Linked DNA regions of Mus musculus: all the other regions are linked to region 1. A link is a loop called in an ENCODE intact Hi-C map of the cell type or tissue named here. Cell type or tissue: left cerebral cortex. All regions are shown on one strand.

What was found. Peaks named below come from ENCODE experiments on the same cell type or tissue, not always from the same donor. Only the 100,000 strongest peaks of a DNase experiment are listed, where the experiment ranks them.
Region 2: a loop joins it to region 1, with 5 times the contacts of the local background. A loop is called at or near these places in 32 of 42 quality-filtered maps.
Region 3: a loop joins it to region 1, with 7 times the contacts of the local background. A loop is called at or near these places in 23 of 42 quality-filtered maps.

The regions. Positions count from the first base shown.
Region 1 is chr8:123,649,655-123,657,654 of GRCm38, reverse strand. It overlaps Rhou (ras homolog family member U), which reads right to left and starts at 3,726. Exons shown (of 3, transcript NM_133955.4): 1 at 3,439-3,726; 2 at 2,105-2,163. The coding sequence starts at 3,709. Gm35930 (a long non-coding RNA gene) reads right to left here. Exons shown (of 2, transcript XR_388158.1): 1 at 7,833-8,000; 2 at 5,820-6,134. It overlaps Gm35874 (a long non-coding RNA gene), which reads left to right and starts at 4,919. Exons shown (of 3, transcript XR_388157.3): 1 at 4,919-5,178; 2 at 5,407-5,510; 3 at 6,085-6,629. In left cerebral cortex, CTCF peaks have their summits at 3,896 and 4,840 (motif pointing left); DNase peaks (open chromatin) are centred at 3,190, 3,396, 3,880, 6,081 and 1 more place; H3K4me3 peaks cover 2,656 bases; H3K27ac peaks cover 2,801 bases.
Region 2 is chr8:123,764,961-123,772,960 of GRCm38, reverse strand. No RefSeq gene overlaps it. Among named protein-coding and RNA genes, the nearest start is that of 4732419C18Rik, 15 kb to the right of the region's middle. In left cerebral cortex, a CTCF peak has its summit at 3,785; DNase peaks (open chromatin) are centred at 3,837, 4,284, 5,144, 7,180 and 1 more place; H3K27ac peaks cover 1,244 bases.
Region 3 is chr8:123,780,092-123,788,091 of GRCm38, reverse strand. Gm36188 (a long non-coding RNA gene) reads left to right here. Exons shown (of 3, transcript XR_003947606.1): 2 at 76-2,580. Among named protein-coding and RNA genes, the nearest start is that of Gm36188, 7.0 kb to the left of the region's middle. In left cerebral cortex, a CTCF peak has its summit at 4,026 (motif pointing right); DNase peaks (open chromatin) are centred at 1,674 and 4,029; H3K27ac peaks cover 2,650 bases.

The DNA of each region.
Region 1 (8,000 bases):
GTCCCAAACGCTCCCCGGCTCTTTGGAGACTATAGGAAGGGAACATCGAACTCCTGTTTAGAAATGCTGTTTAGAAATACGAGTTTTCCAACGTATCGATCCCCTCTCAAGCACCCACGGCCAAGGCTTTTCTCTGCACTGGGCTGTTCTCCTTGAGCTCAGAACTGGTCTACTGACCCCAGGTCTGCAGCAGGCAAGCCCACAGCCGTCCACAGGCTGATGGCTCACACATTCTGATTCAAGAACTAAAACCACATGGAACCCTGAGATGTATCAGACTCCAACCCAGGACTCATCTTCCGAGGGAAGTTCACCTCCTCAGAAGCCAAGTAGAGACATCTGAGGGGTGGCAAAGTGATTCCTGAGCCAGCATCCTAGCAGCTCCTTACTGGAGTCCATGATGACTGTGTCTTGAGGCTCTTTGGGCTTCCTGCCTTCTCTGTGATCCTCGGGGTGCCTACAGCAACTACAGATTTCTGTCCGTGTTCTACAGATGGGAAAGCCCAGCCTCTTCCATCTATATAAAACAATGCAGAGGACATCATGCAAAAAGAGAAAGACCCAAGACTGTTTCTTTGATGTTTTCCTTTGCTGGCATGTTTTTTAAGAGACAGGGTCTCATAGACCCGGCTGGTCTCAAATGCCCAATAGAGTCATTGACTTTGAGCTTCCTCTCCCAAGTGCTGAGATTATGGTATGCACCACCTTGCTGCCTGGCATTTCTGTCTTTTTGTTTTTATGGGTTTTTTTGTTTAGTTTTGTTTTGGTTTTGTTTTTTGTTTGTTTGTTTGTTTGGTTTTTTTTGTTGTTGTTGTTTTGGGGTTTTTTTTGGCTATACAGGGTTTCTCTGTATAGCCCTGGCTGTCCTGGAACTCACTCTGTAGACCAGGCTGGCCTCGAACTCAGAAACCCGCCTACCTCTGCCTCCCGAGTGCTGGGATTAAAGGCATGCACCACCACTGCTCAGATTGTGTTTTATGCCTAGACTGTCCTTGAACTCACCACACAGCTCAGGTTGCCTTTGAACTCACGGCTGGCCTTCTGGTGGAGCTTCCTGAGAGCTGGAGTCACAGGCACGAACAAATGTGCCTAGATTTTGATGTTCCCTTACCACACAGTGATATACTGATGGTCGTTGGCTTTCCCCCACTCATAGCAAAGGTGCCAAACAGCTTTCCCAGCAGTCCATTAAGACAGCCTTGTCTTCTGTCTCCTCAAGGTCTCAAGAATAAGCCAGTCCCGAGTCCCAAGTTTGCTGTCTTACAGTAATGAGTTAGCTAAAGGCCCTGGCTTGGATGAGATCTGGAGACACAGGAAGGCCAGCTTTTTCCTTAGCACGGACAGTCAGGGAAGCAAAGGGGTTACTTATCCCCACTGTACCCTGTCAGCTCCAGACATTGGGAGAGCAGAGTTTGCTGTCACCTGGGCACCTGAGTACTTAGGACCTCAGTGGCTAGAACAGCTTCTAGGGCAGCTTTAACCCTTCTGTGGGGCACTCAGGGGGTCCTACACCTATGCCTCCTGCCTGGCTTCCTTTTCTAGTGTTTTGCCCCCGAGACAAGAATGACCAAACAGAGTGGCCCTGCCTTTCCCTGCTCCATTTATGGTGACTCTGACCACTGCTCTAGAGCAGGGAAAGACATTTGTTAACATAAGCTACTGGTTTTTTTTTTTTTCTTTTTTTTCCTTGAACAAGCGTTTAAGTCTCAGGTTCATTAGCCTTGAATCAATGGATTATAGGACATGAGGGGCTTCCTCTGAGAAACGCTTACAAACCATTCCTGTGGTTTTTCTTTTGTAGCCTAAGCTAGGCCATGAGAGGTACCCGAAAGTCCTATGAAGATAAGGGGCAGTTCCCGCAGCGATGGCTGCCTCCCCAGCTCCTTCCCAGAACAGGCCGACCCTGTTTCACTGGCCCCGAGGTGTCCTTCTTGGCCTCCTCCCACTGCCCTCAAAGGAGATGAAGCAGGGGTGGGCCTGCTTCGGCGAGTTTCACAATGACCCAGTTACTAAGGGAATCATTTGGAAACTGCAAAGGTTGTTTGGAAACCTTTAAAAGGCTGTTTCCTTTCCCAGTGCCTGAGCTGTGTAACTTGATACCGACCTGTCCTGCAGTGTCACAGAGCTGGAGTCTCACAGGCCGCCCATCTACAGACACCACGGCTTGGGAGAAAGAAAAAAAAAAAAGAGCAAGATGATTATCAGGACATCTTTTACCCTCTCAGCAGATTGGCAGTTCCTGCTCTGGGTTCTCTTAGTGAACTAAGGACTTGGCTACGCCCAGAAACCCATGGAAGTGTACAAATGTTCCAAGGTGGGGGGCTCCCTCCACCACAGAGCATGAAGCAGCAAAGCCCTGACCTCCAGAAGGTGCCCCGGAAGGCTTGTTTTCCTTTCAAGCCTGGAAGATTAATTTTCCTGTCACCCTTGTTTCAAAGAGCCTAGAAACAACACAAGGTGGGAAACCAACTCTGCACTTTTAAATCAGTGGACAACCTCATAGATAATCCTGTTTTCTCTTGGGAAAAAAAAATCTCCCTGCTTCAGGGTTTATCATAAAACTCCAGCAGTTTTGAGAACTTGTGCAAACACAGGCGGCCTATCACCCGTGCGTGTGTGGAAATGGGCACTTCTCTCTGTCAGTTCAAAAAGAGGATTAAGAAAAGCTGGCAGAGAGAAGCCACACAGATTTTCCCCCAGGGTCCAGAGATAGGGTGAGAGCAAGGACCCCCCATCCAGTAAAGACTCGGAGGTTTCAGCTTATATTAGGCAATTTGTCTCCTTCTGATAGCATTTCTGGTTGTTTATAAATGTTTATGCTAGTGAGCGGTGGAGGGGGCACCATGCACTTCTGTTTTATCCATAGGGTCTCTGAAATTAGAGACTGGCCACGGAGACTGGAAGTCGGAGGTAAATTTTTTAGGAGGAAGATTTTTCACACTAGCTTAATGTGATTTTTTTTTTGTAACTTTTTCTTAAATTCCTGAAAGACTTTTTAAAAAATCAAGAGAAATGATTGCTTTACTTTTGTTATCTTTGTGTGATCCACGAACCCACCCACCCTTGAGAACTTGCTGTAACTAAACGCCAAGCTGGAGGGACTGGGCCAACCGTCAGAAACCGAGACAGCGCAGGCGGGGCGCAGGCCAGGCAGGCGCTGGGCTCAGAAGAAAGGAACGTTCTCGCAAGCCCCAGCCCTCCTTGGTGCGCCTGGCCGGCTCACACACGGGAGCAATCCGGGTTGCTCCAGGCGAAGATCCGCTGGAAGTGAGCCGCCCCGGAGGGCGCAGGTGGGAAGGCCACCTGAGCTGCAGCTCGCTCCGGAATCCCGGAGCCAGACCGGTCGGACACCCCGCTGCCACCTCGCCGAGCCGCTGCCCCGAGACCCGCGCCGCCCCGCGCCTCCCAGCCCGAGGCCGCGCCCCGCCCGGCGCTCACCCGAGAAGTTGTCGAAGGCCGTAGGGATGTACTCGGTGGGGTAGCCGTTAGTGGTGTAGCTGACCACCAGGCTGGTCTTGCCCACCGCGCCGTCGCCGACCAGCACGCACTTGACGCCGCGTCCCTCGGCGCCGCCCGCGCGCCCCCGACCCCCGGACACCCCGGGCCCGCGCGCCCCGCGCCCCCCGCGCTCTCGGCGAGGCGGTACCGGCGGCGCCGCCGGCGGCTCGCAGCGGGCGGGCAGCGCCGGCCGGCCTTGCTGCGGGGCCATCGCGGGGCGGCGGCCGCGAGACCAGCTGCCACCGGCGGACAAAGGCGGCGCACGGTCCGCACTCGGCTGGGCGTCTGTGCCCGCGCGGCCGCGATGTGGCCGAGCCTGCTCCGCCAGGCTTCCCTGCGACACCGGCGGGCGGGGAAAGAGGCGGGTCCGGCGGCTCCTTCTTCTATCCGAGACCACAGCGCCCCCGTCTGCGCGCCGCGCTGGTGAACTACGCCGGCGCCTCGAAACGGTGCGGCTGGACTAGCTGGCTCCACCACGCCAACCCACGCGGACCCCGAGCTACCCCTGGCCCCTGCTGTGGGCTTCTCATCCCCCCACCCCCCTTTCCCGGCTCCTTCCCAAGCTTCCTTTCCTCCTCTTGCTCTCCAGTTCCTCCTGCCCTGCCCCCTCCTCCCCATCCTTCTGTTCCCCCTTCCCTCCCGGCTCTTTCTCTTCCCTCTCCTCCTTCTCCCTCCTTAGGTCGCCCCCTATTCTCTTTCTACTCCACAACCTCCTTTCCGCGGTCTCCCTCTCACCATGATCACCCTGCTTCTTCCACTCTTCCTGTTCCTCCAGCTGCCCTTGCTCCTCCACACAAGTGTCTTGGTTTGGAGGGGGAGAGTGCTGTGGGGCCTGCCTGCTTTTGCAGTCCCTCAGGAGAGATTATTGTCTTGATAGCCAGTCCTGATGAGTAGGACTTAAGTTTGATTGCAGACAAATGTATGATTTTTCTGTTAAAAATCATTGATTCTCATTTGGATGCAGGATACCACCCTTTGTTAGCGCTCCCTCTCTTTGGCATGCTGTGACCTTGTGTGTATTCATGGTCCAGCAAATTTCCTTACAGTCTTTAGTTAAGTGCAATTTTGGCTGCCGTAGTATTATCTGAAAAGCTAATTGTCTGTTCATTTTGTGCTGCCCTTTCTCTGCCTGGTCACTAATGCTTCTGATTTGCTTCTGGTGTAAGAAGAGCTGTGTGCTGTTAATATTAATATTATTTTGCTGGTGGTAAAGACAAGAGCTAGGGGCCGAGAGAAAGGGAGAGTGGTTAAGAGCACCGGCTGCTCTTCCAGAGGTCCTGAGTTCAATTCCCAGCAACCACATGGTGACTCACGACCATCTGTAATGGGATCTGGTGCCCTCTTGTGGTGTGTCTTAAGACAGCCAGTGTATTCATATAAATAAAATAAATAAATCTTAAAAAAAAAAAGACAAGAGCTAGTTAAATACTGAGCCTTTGTTATGTCCCAGATGTTGTTGTAACCATTCTGTCAAAACGAATTCCTTTAATATTAGCATTACTTATACCCATTTTACAGCCAGGACAACCTGAAGTACAGAGATGCTAAGTGACAGGTTTGAGTTCCATAAAGGAAATGACAGCGTCCTACCTGGGATCCTATATGCAACCATGCAGTGTGGCAAGTGAGACTTGCAAAGATGATGTGGCCGCAGAGATACAGAAGTGGGCCTGTCAAGAGGTAATTTCTTCAATCCCGAATGGGTGGCAGACTCACCCGTCATTCAGGGCCTTAGTGCTGTCAGCCTTTAAAGCTGCAATGCAAGCTGTTTTCGGGATGAAACCCTAGGACCTGACCAAAAATGACCTTGAGCACCTGGGAAATCAAAAGTCTCCCACACAGGATCTGAAGAACAGGAACGGGCTGTCTTGGAAATGGACTAAAAACCTGGTACACTCTCTCCTGCAGTGAAACAGAGCAGAGCAGCAAAAAGACTGGCAACTCCCAAGTTAGGACCGTTCGGCTCTCTTTTGCCCTTGGGCCACCTGAATTCCTGTGCTCTGTCTGATCAAGTAGGTAGATTTGTGTGTGCCTTCTGTCTCCTTGATGGTTGACACTACAATAACTTTTTGCAAAACCATTGCTACAGTATTGGTTTCTATATATGTCTGGCGCAAGCCTTTGCTTAGTGTTACTGCTAAGACCTGACAAAGTGGGCACATGATACTTTGTTTCTGTAGATGTTGCAAACTGTTTCTACTTTAATCATTGTGGATTGGGGCCATTATCCATTTTATCTATAACTTCCCAACATATGGAGAGTGGCCTTGAAGTAGCTGTGAATATTTTGGGAAGCAAGCCAAGAAAAATAAGGCTAGAGAGACATTTTGTTTGTGTTTAATGGGACATAGAGCCAAAGGAAGGGAGATTAGGGAGGAGGCATGGGAGCACTTTGCATGGTGGTGGTGGTGGGGGCGGGGGTGGTCAACGGAAGCCAAGAGCCTATGCTGCTGGCATGAACTGGAGCCTCTCCTGCTGGTGTGTAGTACACACTTCATGTCTCCTTCAGGACTGCAGACACAGCTACAGAGGTGTGGGAGCAGTGCCCAAGGCTGAAACTGCCACCCTCTGTACAAATCTTGGCAGCTTTATCTTCCCTCAGCACTGGAGGATCCAGGAGCAAAGAGCTGCTGAGCCTGGGATGAATGAAACTGAGAGTCCGACTGCTGCAGTGCCTTACCAACCAAAACCAAAACCAACCAACCAAACAACAACAACAACAACAACAACAACAAACCACTCATTGGTAGGCCCGGCATGCTCAGCTCTGTCTGCTCAGCATCAAGAATGTATCTGGAGGCAGGGGATGCAATTGTAAGTGTTGGTCTGAATCCCTATGTTTGTAAGGCAACAAGCCTGAAGTTGTCCCACAAAGCACAAAGTCTGTGTGTATCTCTTGATACTCATCCTGGAAGAGATATATCTCAAACTTGAGGGAGTCAGAAGGTTGGTGGCTAAAAAGTTCAAGAAGAGGAATAAGCACTGTAAAGTTGTGCCAAGTGGGTCTGATAAGAATACTACGTTTGGGTGGTTTTTGTTTGTTTGTTTGTTTGTTTGTTTATTCGTTTGTTTGTTTTAAGTTTACAGCTCTTGTTAGCTTTTATAATATGTAACTTATTTTGCTATGTTTATTTCTTTTGTTGTTGTTGTTCATTTGCTTTTTGTTTTGTTTTGAGACAGGATTTCTCTGTGTAGCCCTGCCTATCCTAGAACTCATTCTGTAGAGGCAGCTGTCCTCAGACCAGAGATCCACCTGCCTCTGCCTGCTGAGTTTTGGTGCCAAAGGCATGGACCACCATGCCTGACCCAGAATTTTAGTTTTTAAATTCTTATCTCCATGGGGGCCCTCTAGCCCAACTCTGACCATCCCTCAGGGCCCTAAAGGTCCCTTATGCTGTCTATGAAGCTGAACTGCACGTGTGTGCTTGTGTAGCCAGCCCTCTGGCTAATTAGCTTCCTCAAGTTGCTAGGACCCAAGCTGGTAGTTCCCACCCACTGGCAGTGTCTCCTTGAGTTCTAGGACCCAACCAATACCAGTCCTTACTCTCCTTTTCTACTGAGAGATAATGAGGAGAGAAAAAAATAATGAGAAGAACCTGTCAACACTTTTTGTGAGAGAAGATGGGAAATATCATGTGAATGAGCTGCTGTCAGACCATCCAGTAGGGTCTTGGCCAAAGTCATGACTGTCCATATCAGGAGGAAGAATTCCAACACAGGGCCCAGTTTGTGAGCACTGGCTCCTTACTTACAGACATCCCAATCTCACCCATCCTTCATCCCCTTACTATAATAATTATAATTAATAAATTAAGAACTCTCATTAGGATCATGAAGCTCAAAGTGTAAAAATTAATCATTAGTGCTGACCAGCAAGAATAATATTTGAAAATAAAATATCTGTTCCATATTTACCCATTGGGTAAGATACGCTATTTTGCAGTATGAACTCAAAATGTCATTGTCTACACACACATGTACACACACATCACCATAACACACATATACACACACAGTCTCACACACACCATCATGCACACATATTCACACCATCACACACACATACACACACCATCACACATAAACACACCATCACACACACACACACACACACACACCATCACACACACACATACACACAGCAACACATAAACACTCACACCATCATACACACACCATCTCACACACACATACACACATACCATAACACACACTATCACACACACACCATCACGTACACACATATATACACACCTTACACATTCACCAAAACACACATACCATCACACACACACACACCACCAAATGAGTGACCAAATAAGAATGAATCTTACCAACAAGGCAAGAGTGAAGGAAGCAAGGCAGGGAAGAGGATGAAGTGTCTGACTAACTGTGAAGTTCAGAAGGAAAGCAAGCGGTGCTGGATGTTAGCGTGGGTGAGGAGCGGTCACACCCAGAAGGGCGTGGTCGGGGGGTTCTTCTGGGGATGATGACTTCACCAC
Region 2 (8,000 bases), 120 kb before region 1:
TAGCAGAGGTCCTAGAATGGTACGGGTCCTCTGTGTTAGTCCTCCCAGGAGAGGCCCACAACAAAGCCTGCGCTGGCTTTTCCATCCAGGACCAGGAAGTGCCCAGGCCCTGTTCTAGCTGGCAGGGATCTGAGGAACACTGCTGGGTGTTAGTGGAGACCCCAAGAGAATTGGAATGACCTCTTGGGGGGTGCAGAGGGGAGTGGGAGGAAGGAACGGTGCTTTGCTTTGGCTCTGCAGGGGGCCAAGCTTTCCGTGGCCTGAGGCTTTGGGCTCCTAAACCAAGGTCTAGTATAGAAGCTGAAGGTGGGGTCAGCTCCCAGGGGTCTGATTCATCTCTGGAGGGAGCTGGTCTCACGGGCACTCAGTGTTGCAGAAGGGCTGCTAGCCACACAAATAGGTCATTACTTCAGGTTCTGCTGCAGGGTACCAACAAGGAGGCAATGGCTAGGGATTGGTGATCCCCGGGCCCACCTTCCTCCTAAATTGTTCCCCAGTTTCTTCTATTAGAAAGATTCTTTAAGAAGCTGAGATGATTAGAGTGGGGTAGAGCCGATCTTACCCAGACCTCTCAGCTCAGACTTGGCTCCAGGAAAAGCAGCCTGAACCTCCCTCTTGGCCACTTGCGTCTTTCCCTCAGATCTGGGACAGTGGGTTGCAGGCACAGGACCCATGCGTGCTGCTGTGGCCCATCCTCTCAAGACATTCCAGAGCGAGGCTGTGTCTCCTAGGAGAATTATTTTTGCCCATGGCATAAATAAACCCAGGAACTCACTCCAACAATCACAAAGACAGGCCAGCTCCAGAGCATGAAGATAGCAGAAGTGGCAGAGACTTATTTAAAATCACCAAGAAACCTGGGAAATCCAATGTGCTTGCCGAGCCAGCATGAGGATGCAAGTCTGATCCCCAGACCTGCACTAAGGAAAAAAAAATGTAGCCAGGCATAGTGGTACAAGCCCTTAATCTCAGGACTCAGGAGGCAGAGGCAGGTGGATCTCTATGAGTTCATGGCCAGCCTGGACTCTATAGTGAACTCCCAGCAAGCCAAGGTCTACATAGTAAGACCTTGTCTCCTAAAAACCAAACCAACCAAAACTATGAACAGCACATGAAAAATGACAGCTGAGACTGACCTCTGGATTCCATATGGCACCTGCGTATACATGATCATATATGCATGTGGTGGTTTGTATATGCTTGGCCCAGGGAATGGTACCATTAGGAGGTGTGGCCTTGTTGGAGGAAGTATGTCACTGTGGGAGTGAGTGATGAGACTTTCCTCCTGGCTGCCCGGAAGTTAGTCTTCTGTTTGCCTTTGGGACAAGATGTAGAATTCTTAGCTCCTCCTGCAACATGCCTGCCTGGACACTGCCATGTCCCCCCCTTGATGATAATAGACTGATCCTCTGAACCTGTAAGCCAGCCCCAATTAAATGTTGTCCTTATAAGAGTTGCTTGGGTCATGGTGTCTAACAGCATGTAAAACCCTAACTAAGACAATATAGACATACACACATAAATGAAATAATAAATTACCAAGTTCTTCATATGAATGAAAAAAGAACAATTTTAAAAATGAATCTTGCCGGGCGTGGTGGCGAATGCCTTTAATCCCAGCACTTGGGAGGCAGAGGCAGGTGGATTTCTGAGTTTGAGGCCAGCCTGGTCTACAGAGTGAGTTCCAGGACAGCCAGGGCTACACAGAGAAACCCTGTCTCAAAAAACCAAAAAGAAAAAAAAAATGAATCTTAATGTTTGCCGCAGCTACTCCAGGTCCTCACCACACCTCTGTTTCCCTTCTCAAGCCGGCTTCAGTGTTTGTTCCATGGAGACATGCGTCTGGGAATACCTGAGGCGTGATCCTGATTCGTGTTCTAAGCTTTCTTTAAATGATCTTCTATTGTATATGTTTTTACAAGTTGCTTTAAAAAAAAAAAAGATAGCAAAAGCTGGAGAGGTGGCTCAATAGTTCAGAGCATTTGCTGCTTTGCAGAGGACCCAGGTTCGATTCCCAGCACTTACACGGTGATTCAGCCATCCATAACTCCAGGTCCAGGGGATCGGAAGCATTCTTCTGGCTTCTGCGGATACCAGGCACAAAACATGGTTCACGCAACAAAACATTCATACATAACAAAATAAAATAAATAACTTTCGAAGCAAGGTCTTAAGATACAACATGAAATTCCCAGTCCCAGTTTCTGTGTGGGCCTTGTGTTGTCAGCTACAGGATACTGCCTTGCCACAGGCTCTGGGATTTCGTCTCCTGCAGACTAAAACTCCAGGTCAGCAAGAGTTCTTGTATTCTGTGGTGCTGCCCTGGGCCTATGAGTTCCCTGTTGTGGGTGGGTCATACAGGGATTATCATTTTATTTATTTATTTATTTATTTTTTGGTTTTTCGAGACAGGGTTTCTCTGTGCAGCCCTGGCTGTCCTGGAACTAACTCTGTAGACCAGGCTGGCCTTGAACTCAGAAGTCCGCCTGCCTCTGCCTCCCGAGTGCTGGGATTAAAGGCGTGCGCCACCACGCCCGGCTTGGGATTATCATTTTTAAATTATATATATTTTATATATTTAATATATAAATGTAGTATACAAACTGCGTGCATGTGTGTGTGCACATGTGCATGTGTGTATGTGTGCGCATGTGCATGTGTGTGTGTGTACACATGTGCATGTGTATGTATGTGTAGGTCAGAAAACAGCTTGTGAGAGTTGGTTTTCTTCTACCATGTGGATCCTGGGGAGGGAACCCAGGTCTTCAGGCTTGGTGGTTAGCACCTTAACCCACTGAGCCATATCTCTCCAAGCCTAGGAATTGTCTTTTGTGGCTGTCTTGCTCCCAATCACGGCCCTACCTTGTTGCTTGTGATAGCATGTGCTTTGTTTAAGGCTGGTACCACTCCTCTGTGTGGACACCTCATCTCTTCTACCCTTTCAGCTATGCTTGGCTGCTGTGGAAGTTGTGATAGCCACTGCTGTGCAGGTGATGATGTTTCCTGGAGACCTTGATTGCAGGTCTTTGGGCACATATCTTGAATCAGAGTTGCTGGGTATGTATGGTGTGTGTGTGTGTGTGTGTGTGTGTGTGTGTGTGTATGCACATGAGGGCAGGCGCCTCTGTTGTGAACTCCTCAACAGGGGTTCTGGGATCCGAACTTGAGTCCTCTGAAGCTCTGAGCCCCCATAAGAACAAACACTCTCGTGTGACCCTTATGACCTGGGGTTTTACCATATATAAAGATTTATTTATTTTATGCATGTGAATATAATGTTGCTCTCTTCAGACACACCGGAAGAGGGCATCCCATTACAGATGGTTGTGAGCCATTGTGTGGTTGCTGGGAATGGAACTCAGGACCTCTGGAAGAGCAGTCATTGCTCTTAACCGCTGAGCCATCTCTCCAGCCCAGATATTTACCAGACTACCTTTAATCCTACTCAGTGTATCTCACAAACCTCCCCACAGTTTTGTTTAAGTTCCTTGGCAGCCTTTTGAGAAGCAACTTCAGCAGCCACCCAAATCCTTTATGTGGCTCTTGTAAGGACAGTTAAGTTCAGCTCTCTCTTGGGAAGTCCGGGACTCAGGCTTGGGTAAGTGTGATCTTTTCTCCGAATGTCTCTGTCTATACCCCACCCCTGCTCCACACCTGCCCCAGCTTAAATCTAAGATTAAACTCTAACTCTGCTTCATACTGACTGGCTCTGAAATTCTTTTCTGCAGTGGAGTTGGGAACCCCAGCTCCTCTGTGGTCTCTGAGCAGCGTTTCCTAGGCTGCCATGCAGGTGGCAGTGTGGAGCTGACTCCGCTTGACAGTTTTTAATGCACTTGGATATTAGCCCTTTATCAGGTATGTGGTTAGCAATCTTTCCACAGGCTGTTCTTTGGCCACTGACAATTTCACAGCTTTTGAGTTTGTCTATTTTTGCTTTTGTTGTTTGTGTACTTGGCAATCCGTGCCAAATTCAAAGGCAGCCCACCGGCAGGCACTTACAGCTACCCTGCTTTACTGAGCTTGCTGCCACCTGGCAGAAAGGCCACTGTTACTCATGGTGACAAGTCACTTGGTGAGGATTCCTTGCCCCGCTACTGCTCAGTTGTGGGTTCAGGGATTTCTGTGGTGTGTCATCAAAGGAGAGAGCCACATGGTCCTCCTGTCTGAAGACACCGCTGTTTGGCTTCCTTCCGGGTCTAGGGCAGATGCTCACAGAGTTTGGGAGTAGACACAAAAGGCATAAAGATCGAGGATAGTGGAAGGGGGGTGTAGCCTCCCACGGCTGAGGCGACCAACGCCCATCCACCCAGCACCCACTTTTAGAACAGCATAGCACAGGCCGTGTGTGGAGCAATCTGTCTGTTCTCCTTTTATGTAGTTTACTGTCTCGTTAGAAAGATTTCAAAATTAGAATCAACATTTGGGAAGAAACGAGATCTCTTCACACACAGTGAATCTAAGCGGCACCAAAACTGCAGAGCTGAGTCCTTCAAAGGTGACCTGGGCTCCAGCACCTTCCGTATGTCATACCTCGGCACCTTCCGTACAGTCCAGAGCTGCCCATGCTGGCTTCCTTCAGCCTCCCTGCTCATCAGGACTGCCCAGTCCACACTCTCCCCATACCTACCCCATGCTTCCCTCCTATGCATGCTCTTACCTGTCAAAGGAACACCAGTGACTAAACGCTCCTCTCAAGCTGCCTCCTGGGTTCTCCCTACCCCACCGTCCTCCCAGGGAAACAAGCATTTCAACGGCACCATGGGCCTTCACTATCCTTGCTGGGGAGCCACGCCGTGTCTGTCTTCTCTCTTAACATAGAAACGAGAAACAGTGGCCCAGCATCAAACCTTCTATATTTCCCTTGGGCCAGAGGCCAGAAAGCCAAGGTCAAGGGAGGCACAGCTCCAGAGATCACCTCAACGGACAAGCTCTGTGTTCTACATCACTTGGGAAATGCTAGCAAGAAATGAATCATCAGGGGAACCGATGTAGGCCTTGGTGTGCACTTGGCCAGGAAAATCTTAGACCCTGATCTTTCTTGCTCAGTTTCGTTTTGCAGCTGAACTTCTCCTGCAGCCTTCTGCAGGGTTAAGTCAGTGCCTCATGCTGTTCTTGTTCACAGGAGCCTAGGGGTGAGCGGTTTCCCCGTGCAGAGAATTTGTCAGCAGGACTTCAAGCTCTGCAGACGCCACCATCTGATCCTGATAATCCGTCTTGGAGAGCTACAGACTCACCGTATCTGGGCTGCAGAGCTTGGTCCTGCCCTTCCAGTTGGCCTTTGATGCCTCAAGACGCAGATGCCACACCTAACACTGAACCCTGTGCTTTAGCCTGGGGGCCTGTTTTGGTTTTCTTCATGTTTTCTCTTTCGGGTACCTAGAGACAAGAAAAATACAGTAAATTTAATACTATCTGATCTGTGATTTAGCAGGCTCCTGGCGGTGCTGGGTAAGCATCACTCATCACTCGGGAATGCGTCCTGTGGTCCTGCTCATCCTTAGCAGGGCTCAGGGTTCACGCCGAGAAGGTCATGGGGGCTGAAGGTAAGGCTACAGCTGTAACATGTGTCCCTTGCTGGCCTCCAACTCCAGATGTTTGGCCAAGCCTTATAGAGCTGCATCTGGGAAGGTGTTTCTATAATATCGACATTTAAATTAGTAGAGTTTGGGTGGTGCAGACAACCCCTGAGTATATCCTAACTCAACACAATGCATATAATGAATATCACACACACACACACACACACACACACACACACAGAGAGAGAGAGAGAGAGAGGGGGGGGGGGAGAGAGAGACATAGAGAGAGAGGGAGCTTTGTGAATTTGGCTCAAATCCTAGTCCTATAGCCTCTGTGAGGTCCAGCCAGGCTAACCCCCAAATCATTGCCTGCTTCCCAGGTACCTGGAGGTCACACATCAGTCTCAGTATCTGGCATTTGGGCAACTCATAAATTTTAAATGGCTTCTGCCAGGAGCTGAGGGTAATTACGACAGTCCTAGGACAGACACAGGTGATCCTGTCCTTGGGTCACCCAGCCATTTCTACGTCTCTTCTTAAGTTGTGAAAACCTCAATGAATAAAGACAGTGAACCCCTCGGCAGCCCTGTACCCAGGACCGGGGCAGCTGTGGTATGCAGGAGGGATGGCTAGCCATGACTTCCTTTCCCCTTGCTCCTACAGGAGGGAGACCTAGCCAGTGGTTTCTAGTCAGGACATACTGCCTGGTTGTCGCTGGGTCAGAGCCAGCTCTTCTTTCCAGTTTCAACTGGCTCCAGTCTGTTTAGTATCTGTGCAGTTCTCAGAAAACTGGTTTCTTCTCTGAGTGGCCCAAAGTGCTAGGACCTTTTTGCTCTGTAGGTCTTCAGGATGGACTCCAAATAACCAGCCCCTCCTGCTCTTGGGTGGGGCATGGGGACCTGGTTGGTGTGAGAGTAGTGTCTGCAACCAGGCGAAGGGTGTGAGGTGCAAGGTGTGTGGAGTGAATGGCAGATGAGTGGGGTGTAAGTGGGTGTTGGGAGCAGGGGTGAGGGGTAGAGAGGGATGTGGAGTAAAGAACAGGGTGTAGAGTATGGCGAAATAAAGGAGTGTCTAGTCGCCTGTGTCTGAGAGGGTTTGGCCAGTAGGAAGAGGATCAAGAGGAGCCCTGGGGAGCTCCAAGGACAACTGAGAAACTCCCACAAGCCCTGGGATCACTACAAAAAGCAAGAGGGCTGGGGCAGATAGGGCCTAGGCCTGAGGAGGAGCTGGGGTTTTCTACCTGGGTCCTAAGCTCTGAGGACATCAAAGGCTTCTTCTTCTTCCCAGGCCCCCAGTGCAAGGAGAAGGGACAGAGCTCCGAGGGGAAGCAGCGTCACATACAGCTCAGGAAACATGTCTCCTATTGTTTTTATCTAGGCCTAACTGAACCTGGGACCAACGGTTGGCCAAGGGGCTTTAGAACACATTCCTTGGGCAAACAATCACTCCCAAGCAGAGTCACCCCAACTCGAGCCACCCCAACTCCACCTCCCCTCCACCACCACTAGCTCCTCTCCTCCTGCTCTGACTCAGGCCCTTGCCATACTGCCTTGAGGTCCAGAGGTAGTCCTCTAAGCCCCTTGCTTTTCTTCCCCTGATATTTCCATAGAAACCACAGGCGATGCTCTTGCTCCCACTTCCCCGGGTTCTCTCTCTGGTCCTTGTTTCCGATACTCTCTTTCTAGAAGCTGTGGGTGGACACCTTCTGCCGAGTGCAGTTGGCTCTCTATAGCCTGTGAGCTCTCTGTATCTGGTTCGAACTACAGCCCAAACTTGTCTCACTTCTTCTTTTAAGATTTATTTATTTATTTATTATATGTGTGTACACTGTAGCTGTCTTCAGACACTCCAGAAGAAGGCATCAGATTTTTGTTACAGATGGTTTTGAACCACCATGTGGTTGCTGGGATTTGAACTCAGGGCCTTTGGAAGAGCAGTCAGTGCTCTTAATCACTGAGCCATCTCACCAGCCCTTGTCTCACTTTTTGTTTTCATCAATGATCTTGTCCTGATGGGGATGCAGAAGTCCCAGGGCCGCAGTAGGAGTCAGGTGAAAGGGACCCTAGGGAAGAGGGCAGAAAGCAGTAAGACCTGTGGATGTGAACACCATGCCCAGTGTTTTCAGAACCACCAGGGTATCCACTGTGATCGGGAGCTAGGCAGAAGTGGGTAGCCTGTGCCTAAAGTAGGTCACAGGGATGTGCGCTGGGCTACATCTTTGCTTCTTATGTGCGTTCATCCTTACAAAGGCCAACAGAGACTCACTTGGATCATGAAGGGAGGTTTGGTTTGATTTGGTTCATTCTTTCTAAGTATCCTTGGTGTTTATGGGAGAAAGACATGGAAAAGGCAGAACATGCTGACTGGGACCATCTGGGCTGAGTGAGAAGCAGATACAATGTATCTATACTCAAACAGATACAGTGTATCCATCACTGCATTGGTGACCGGCTGATACCTCTGGAGGTATCCACTGGCAAC
Region 3 (8,000 bases), 130 kb before region 1:
TATTTTATTTGTTTTGGGATTATAATCACGGGCTCTCAAGTCATTTGCAACTTGCAATTTGCACTTCTCTTCCAGCATCTCCACCGTTATTACTATTACCACCGCCAACATCACATCTCCACCATTTCTGCTTCATCTTCACCTCCACCTCCACCACCACCACCGACCTCCCTACCACTACTACTCCCCACCCCAGCAGCAGCAGCACCTCCACTAGCCAGCTACTGCCTCGAACTGTGAGTTCACCTGTAGAACGTTGTGTCTGGTCTCCCTGTGTCAAGATAATTCGTTACATCCTCAGAGAGGAAAAGGAAATGCGGGGCAGGCTCGGACACTTGAGGTGTCTGTGTAGAAAAGCTGAGCTAATTCAGCGCTGACTTCCGGTGCGATCCCAGCGCTCCAGACACAACGCAAGGTGGTAAGTGATAACGGAGCATGCGCATCTCGACTTTGTGGATCTCAGCTCTGCTTAGAAGAGAGTCTCTTGGAGTCTCCTTCCGGGTCGATTGGTTCCTAACATCCATTTCAGCTCCTTGCTGCTGCCTGTGCTATTTCCTGTTTGCTTTCCCCGTTTCTCTGCCTTGCTTTTTGCTCCCTGGACTGCAGCCACCCCGAGGGGCCACGCCCCTCAGCTGTGGGGAGTGTGGCCTTCTATTTCCTCTCCTTGGCTTCTCGAGGGCTCAAGGGTTGATCTGACAGGTGAGGATGGGGTAGAGATGAGATGACACAGAGGTCTGGGACACGAGACCAGCAGGGTTCAGTGGGAACAGAACTCATTTAGAGATGGTGGTGGGTCAGGTGTTGGCTTCAAGGCTTAGCGACAGGGTGAGGTAGTGAAACCTTCTTTGCCAGCTATTTTATTTCTGAGCCTTATAGTTTTTCAGTTTTGATATTTCCCTCCCTCCCTCCCTTCTTTCTTCCTCCTTCTTTTCCTCCCCTCCCCTCTCCTTTCTTCCCTCCCATGGGCCAAGGGTGGTCCTCCTTCCGGTGGACCCAGGACTTCTTGCACACTAGGCAAGAAGTGCTCTACCACTGAGGTCCTTTCAAGGTCCCCCCCCCCCCCGCCCACTCCCTTCTCCTCTTCTCTCTCTCTCTCTTTTTAAAATTTTGACCAAGTCTTACCCTGTAGCCTAGGTTGTCTGGAACTCTAAGTGAACTTCCTGCCTCAGCCTGGTTGGGATATTCTCTAGGCTGATGCAAGTCACTGTCTCTTGTCCATCATCTCACTGAGCAGAGATGAGAGACAGGAAGAGGCGGTGCTGGGGAAGCTGAGGCTGAGCCTCTGAATGCTACCGTGGCTGCTCAGGGCTGCAGAGCATCCAGCTGGGCGGTTTCCATGACCAGAAGTAGTAAGATGTAGGTACTCGGAAGTAGTTCTCGGTGTTATTCTGTCCCCAAAGGCCTTCTTTAACCAGCCTCAGTGGGACCCCAGCAGCTCCCTTCCTGCTGGTTCTGAGAGCCCGAGAAGTGGCTGCATCTAACTTATGAGCTGAGCTCTAGGACCTCGCTGCAGGCTTCTTCCAGCAGTGCTGTGGGAGGCTTACTCTGTACAGACCTGAGTCTGGGGTCTGAGGACTTGACAGTAGGGCCACCAAGGAGCTTTCAACAGAGAACGTTCTGTCCTGCTGGGTAAACACAGCCAGGCTTAGCCTGTGCAGAGACGGGACGGCTTGCTTCTCCTCAACCCTTTGTGCTTTGTTAACGGAATGTCCCTGGCACATTGGACTCTAGCTTGTGCCAACTTAGCTTGGCCCCTGACTTTGGCTGGGCACTCTCAGAGCCAGGGTCCTTCCTTGGAAGGTAGGTACAAAGCTGGCCTGATCTGCCAGGTCTCCGGTTTCAAGGTTCGAACTCAGATTGCCCCAGCCACTTTCCACTGCCACCCCATTCATCTGCTTCCCCCTCTGGGTGGAATGGAGACAAAGTCCCAGGGTCCTTGATGTCCTTTGACGGGGCAACAGCCACTGCTCTATCACCAGGAGTCAATTGGTGGCTTCTGTCTCCTTGGGGGCCCCAGAGCAGCCTGTGTGTTTGGGAAAGAGCCAGTCTCCTAAAGTCAGTCAAGATGGATTTTACCCTGGGCTCACGGCCTCTCTGGCCAGACAGGCAGGGCAGAACACCTTGCAGGGGAGAACAGAGTGGGAGAAATATGAGCTCTTGGTCTCAGGACCTGGAGTAAGGCTCAGGTGTCTCTACATCTCTGCCAACCTTTCTCCATGTCCTTGGGAAGGCCACATTCCTTTCAAAACCTGAAAGACGACTTACTGTGAAGCTGCCACGCCTGGACTCCCATGGCCCAGGCCTTATGCCTGCTTGGCTTAGGATCCTGGTGGTCCTGGTGCTGGAATAGATGCTTGACCAAGGAGGGCAGCAGCTGGTTTCCTTGGTGCAGCCCGACGCAGCAGTCTTAACCACTTAATTTGTGGGATTGTTTGTTTTGGTTTCCAGGGTAGCAGGGCTAAAGATGGACACAAGACATCCTTGACTCTTTAGATGATGCCTGCCACTTGTTACGTTATGTAACTTCTCCTGTCCCTTTCGCTCCCCATGCCTGCTTCCTGGATGTGCTCCCGTGCACACGTAAGTCCGTTTGCATGTCTAGGACCCATTTCTGATAGCTGATAGCTGAAATATTACTTCAGGGTTCCTCCAAGGAACAGGAGAGCCAACAAAGGCGCCACGCTGAACATTGTGAGACTCAAATGTTAGTCTTTTGTTTTGTTTTTGAGACAGGGTCTGATGTAGCCCAGGCTAGCCTTGAAAATTCTATATATCCAAGGCTGACCCTGAATTCCTTGATCGACCTGCCTCTACCTCCCAAGTGCCAAAGTGTATGTTACCACTGTGAGCTTCTTAAATAAGTATTGTTGTTGACAATAATTTTTCTCTCTCTGTGATGTGTATGTACATGTTTGTGTGTGTGTATGTACCTGTTTGTGTGAGATATATGTACATGTTTGTGTGGACTCATGGTCACAATGGAAGCCAGACTGGGTCAATTATTTTTTTTTAAGATTTATTTATTTTATGTATGTGAGTACACTGTAGCTGTGCAGATGGTTGTAAGCCTTCATGTGGTTGTGGTTGTTGGGAATTGAGTTTTAGGACCTCTGCTCATTCTGGTCAGCCCTGCTTGCTCAGTCCTAGCTTGCTCTGGCCCAAAGATTTATTTATTATTATACGTAAGTACACTATATCTGTCTTCAGATGCACCAGAAGGAGGCGACAGATCTCATTACAGGTGGTTGTGAGCCACCATGTGGTTGCTGGGATTTGAACTCAAGACCTTAGGAAGATCAGTCAGTGCTCTTATCTGCTGAGCCATTTCTCCAGCCCTTGGTCAATTCTTTATTCTCAATTCTCTGCCCTTCTGGCGTCATTCTCGGGCCCCCTGCATCTTGTTTTTGGAAAGCCTCTCATGAAACCTGGAGCTCACCAGGTCTTTCCTAATGAAGTGCTTCCTCGGCTCCTTATCAGGCTCTGTGCACACACAGGTTTACCATTCTCACATTGGTCAAGGACTGGCCTCATTGCTTGCCTCTTCAGTGAACTTTGAGCTCAGGCATCCTGTCTACTGCTACGACCCCTTGCAGCTGGAATTCTGCACTGCTGTAAGCTTGGCTTTGAGTGTGCGCGCGCACACACACACACACCATACACTTACATACACACATCATACACAGATTCACACATACACACAAACACTACACACACAAACATACCCTCACATACACATATTCACCACACCCTCACCCTTCCCCACCCACACCACACACACAAACATACCCTCACACACACACACACACTCACACTCACACACAAACATACCCTCATACACACACACACACACACTCACACACAAACACACACACACACACACACACACACACACACACACACACACACACACACACACACACGCATTATATATACTGTGTTCCAGCATGTGTTCCAGCATGGCGGCAGAATGCTGCTGCGGCTTTGGTGAAGCTATCATCCGAAAGCAGCCAGCAGAGGGTGCAAGCTAGCTGCTGCTATCTGTACAAGTCCAGTCCTCTCCCTGCCTGGCCAGCTTTGCACTGTGCAAACAGAAGCCTGAGCAGCAGAAATCAGCGCAGGGTAGTTGCAGTTGGGCCACCTCCTTTGAGCTGTCAAACTCCTGGAGTCACTGTTTCTTAAGGAGCCCACTCTGCCTCCTGGGGCTGCTGAAGTCACAGCCTGAAGTCACAGCTTGCTGACAAACACAATCCCAGCTGTGTGGAGCCAAGAAGTGGAGACCTAATAATACTGGGAGGAGTTGGGGAGCACACTGAGCACCCCAACCTTGTACCACCTCCTCCTTCCTCCCGTGTTCATGCCCTGTGCTGGAGGCTAACCTCCTTGCATGAGTGGGCATGGAAGGGAAGGATGCTGAGCCACCACAGTGTAGGAGCCCCTTCCAGGCTGTAGATGTGCCAATGACTTCACCTGGACTCTCATCACTCAAAACCAAAGAGCCAGTGTCCTCAGCACTCCAGCCCACCCTTTCTGTGTGCCAAATGGACTGAAGAACACCAACAAGAATAAAAGTGTGAAGGTTGTTCCCATGGTTGTGGCAAACCACTTCTGTCTGCTCAGCATCCACCATGGTGGAGCACAGTATAATGCAGATACCAGTGTGTGTGTGTGTGTGTGTGTGTGTGTGTGTGTGTGTGTGTGTCTGTGCGTGTCTGTGAGGGTGTCTGGTATGTGTGTCTGTGAGTGGTGAGTGTGTATGTGTGAGAGTGTGTGTGGTATGTGAGTCTGTAAGTGTGTGTGTGTGCATGTGTGTGTGATGCGTATGTGAATGTGAGTGTGTGTGGTGTGTATGATGTGTGAATGTGTGTGTGTCTGTGAGTGTGTCTGTGAGTGGCATGTCTATGAGTGTGTGTGAATGTGAGTGTGTGTGGTGTGTATGTATGAGTGTGTGTGAATGTGTGTATGTCTGTGAGTGTGTCTGTGAGTGGCATGTCTGTGAGTGTGTGTGTGTGTGTGTGTGTATGTGAGTGGTGTGTCTGCGAGTGTGTGTGAATGTGAGTTTGTGTGCTGTGTGTGAGTGTGTATGTGAATGGTTAGTGTGTCTGTGAGTGTGTGTGTAAATGTGAGTGTATATGGTGTGTGAGTGTGTATGTGAGTTGTGAGTGTATATGTGAGTGTGTGTGTGTGAATGTGAGTGTATGTGGTGTGTGAGTGTATGTGAATGGTGAGTGTGTCTGTGAATGTGTGTGTGTGGTGTGTATGTGAGTGGTGAGTATGTATGTGTGTGAGTGTGTATATATTTGAGTGTGTGTGGTTGTATGTGTGTGAGCGTGTGTATGTGTGCATTCAAAGCCAGACTTATAGAAGCATCCCTGGGCACCTACCTGGACAGGTCACTTCAGAGGTCTGGTAGCCCTGGTATTTGTGTTGTGGGGCACAGATCTGGCTTTCCCAAAGAGTTAGGGTCTGTGCCAAGCTGGGACAAGCTCCTGAAGGGGTCTTAGTAATGTGTGTGTGTATATGTATGGAAGGAAGCCTTTCTGAGGAGGCTTGGGCTCTGTGCCCAGGGACTGAGCTCTGAGCTGATACCTATGAAGGCTTTCTCCCTTAGTTTTGGCTGGCCCTGCCCTGGAACTGGATCATGGATCTGTTACACTCCATCTCTAGGTTTCATCTCTTAGTGTGGCCAGATGATCAACTTGTCCTGGTTTTAGTTGAAAATCCTCTGTTCTGAGAAGATGGTCATCCTGTGTGTAAGGGAGACTAACCACCACCTGACAGGAGCCACCCGAGGAGCTATCTCAGTCTGGGTCCCAGAGAGAGCCCCGTGGGGGGACGCTGTGATGGGAGCTATCTCTCTCTGGGTCCCAGAGAGAGCCCCGTGGTGGGAGGCTGTGATGGGAGCTATCTCTCAGTCTGGGTCCCAGAGAGAGCCCTGTGGTGGGAGGCTGTGATGGGAGCTATCTCTCAGTCTGGGTCCCAGAGAGAGCCCCGTGGGGGGAGGCTGTGATGGGAGCTGTCTCAGTCTGGGTCCCAGAGAGAGCCCCGTGGGGGGAGGCTGTGATGGGAGCTATCTCTCAGTCTGGGTCCCAGAGAGAGCCCCGTGGGGGGAGGCTGTGATGGGAGCTATCTCAGTCTGGGTCCCAGAGAGAGCCCCGTGGGGGGAGGCTGTGATGGGAGCTATCTCAGTCTGGGTCCCAGAGAGAGCCCCGTGGTGGGAGGCTGTGATGGGAGCTATCTCAGTCTGGGTCCCAGAGAGAGCCCCGTGGTGGGAGGCTGTGATGGGAGCTATCTCTCAGTCTGGGTCCCAGAGAGAGCCCCGTGGTGGGAGGCTGTGCTGGAAGAGAAATAACTGCCGAGCTCCTCCCCTCCCACAACCAAGGCTTCATGTTGATTTATTCTCCAGAATACCCAAGGCCTGGTCTAGCCAACCAGCCAATCAACTGACACCAGGGCAGCCTGAGTGGGCACACCCTAAACAGGTGGCACACGGCTCCTGGACTGGTATCCGGGTCCTGTCTGAGACCAGTCACAGACAGATGTGATGCTGGGGTAGGGAGGAGAGACATTCAGCCCGTGCCTGGGAGCTTAGCCTTACAGCTCCAGCCCCACACCAGTGCGAGCACTGACCGTGCCTGTAGTTCAGGCAGATGACGTCACCTACATTCAATCAATCACAGTACAGGGCCCCACAGCCCAGCAGGTGTGACAGATGTAGGACACGGGGCACATCAAGCCAAGGCCACACCTGCTGACTGCACTGATCAGTGTGCATCTGTCTTCTCCAGCTCCTACTTGTAATTAGCATCTGGTGCAGGACCTCTGCAACATCGAACTTCTCAGTAACGTAGAGTCCAGTGGCCACAGTCAGGCCCAGACTCTATGGGACAGAGTTGGTGTGGCGGGAGAAGAACCACCCTAGAGCCAGGACATTGGTTCTGAAAGGCAGAGGGACCAGAGTGGACAGCTACAGCACACTTCATCTTGCGGTGACCCTTCTTGGCTTCTGTGCATACAGACATTTCCCAGGCTTTATTCCAGCCTTTGAAAGTTCAAAGGACCCCACTTCCTGATTGATAGTGAGGGCAGCTGGGCCTGAGGAGAATGCCCCCTGCCCTGTGCAGCGATCCCATCGTTTGGGCTGCGGTAGGAGGGAGGCCAAGCATTCCTCTTCCAAATGTGAATACACACCGTTTTAATTAGGATTTCTATAGCTGTGACAAAACATCATGACCAAAACCAAGTTGGGAAGGAAAGGGTGTGTTTGACTTCCACTTCTACATCATCATCCATCAGTGGAGGAAGTCAGGGCAGGAACTCAAACAGGGAGGAACCTGGAGGCGGGAGCTGATGCAGAGGCCATGGAGGGCTGCTGCTTACTGGCTTGCTTCTCCTGGCTTACTCAGCCTGCATCTTATAGAACCCAGGGCCACCAGCCCAGGGATGGCTCCGCCTACCATAGGGCTGGGCCCTCCCCCATCAATTACCAATTAAGAAAATGCCTTACAGCTGGATCCTATGAAAGCATTTTCTCAACTGAGGTTCCCTCCTTTCAGCTAACTCTAGCTTGTGTCAACTTGACAAAAAAAAAAACCAAAACAAAACGAAACAAAAAATCCTAGCCAGCTCGCACACCATCACACAAAGGCACACAAATATATACACACGGAGACATGATTGTATACATAGGGGTGTCTACACAAACACACAGGCAGACGTATTCAAACATCCACCAGCACACAAGCGCGAACACACAAAATGCACACAAGTGTACACACATTTTATTAAACATTCCACACAGAGCACAGTCAGTCTATAGACGATATGCATACAAACACAAATTCATCAAATGTGTGTGTACAGGGACACACACACCACATGCAGGGACATATTAATGCACTCACACACGTGGCATATACTTGGCACAGGTACCCACACACCCCTTCTGTCGTGGGTGGGTTGGGAATGGGAGGAATTATGAACCCTTCACCTGTGTGCGATCA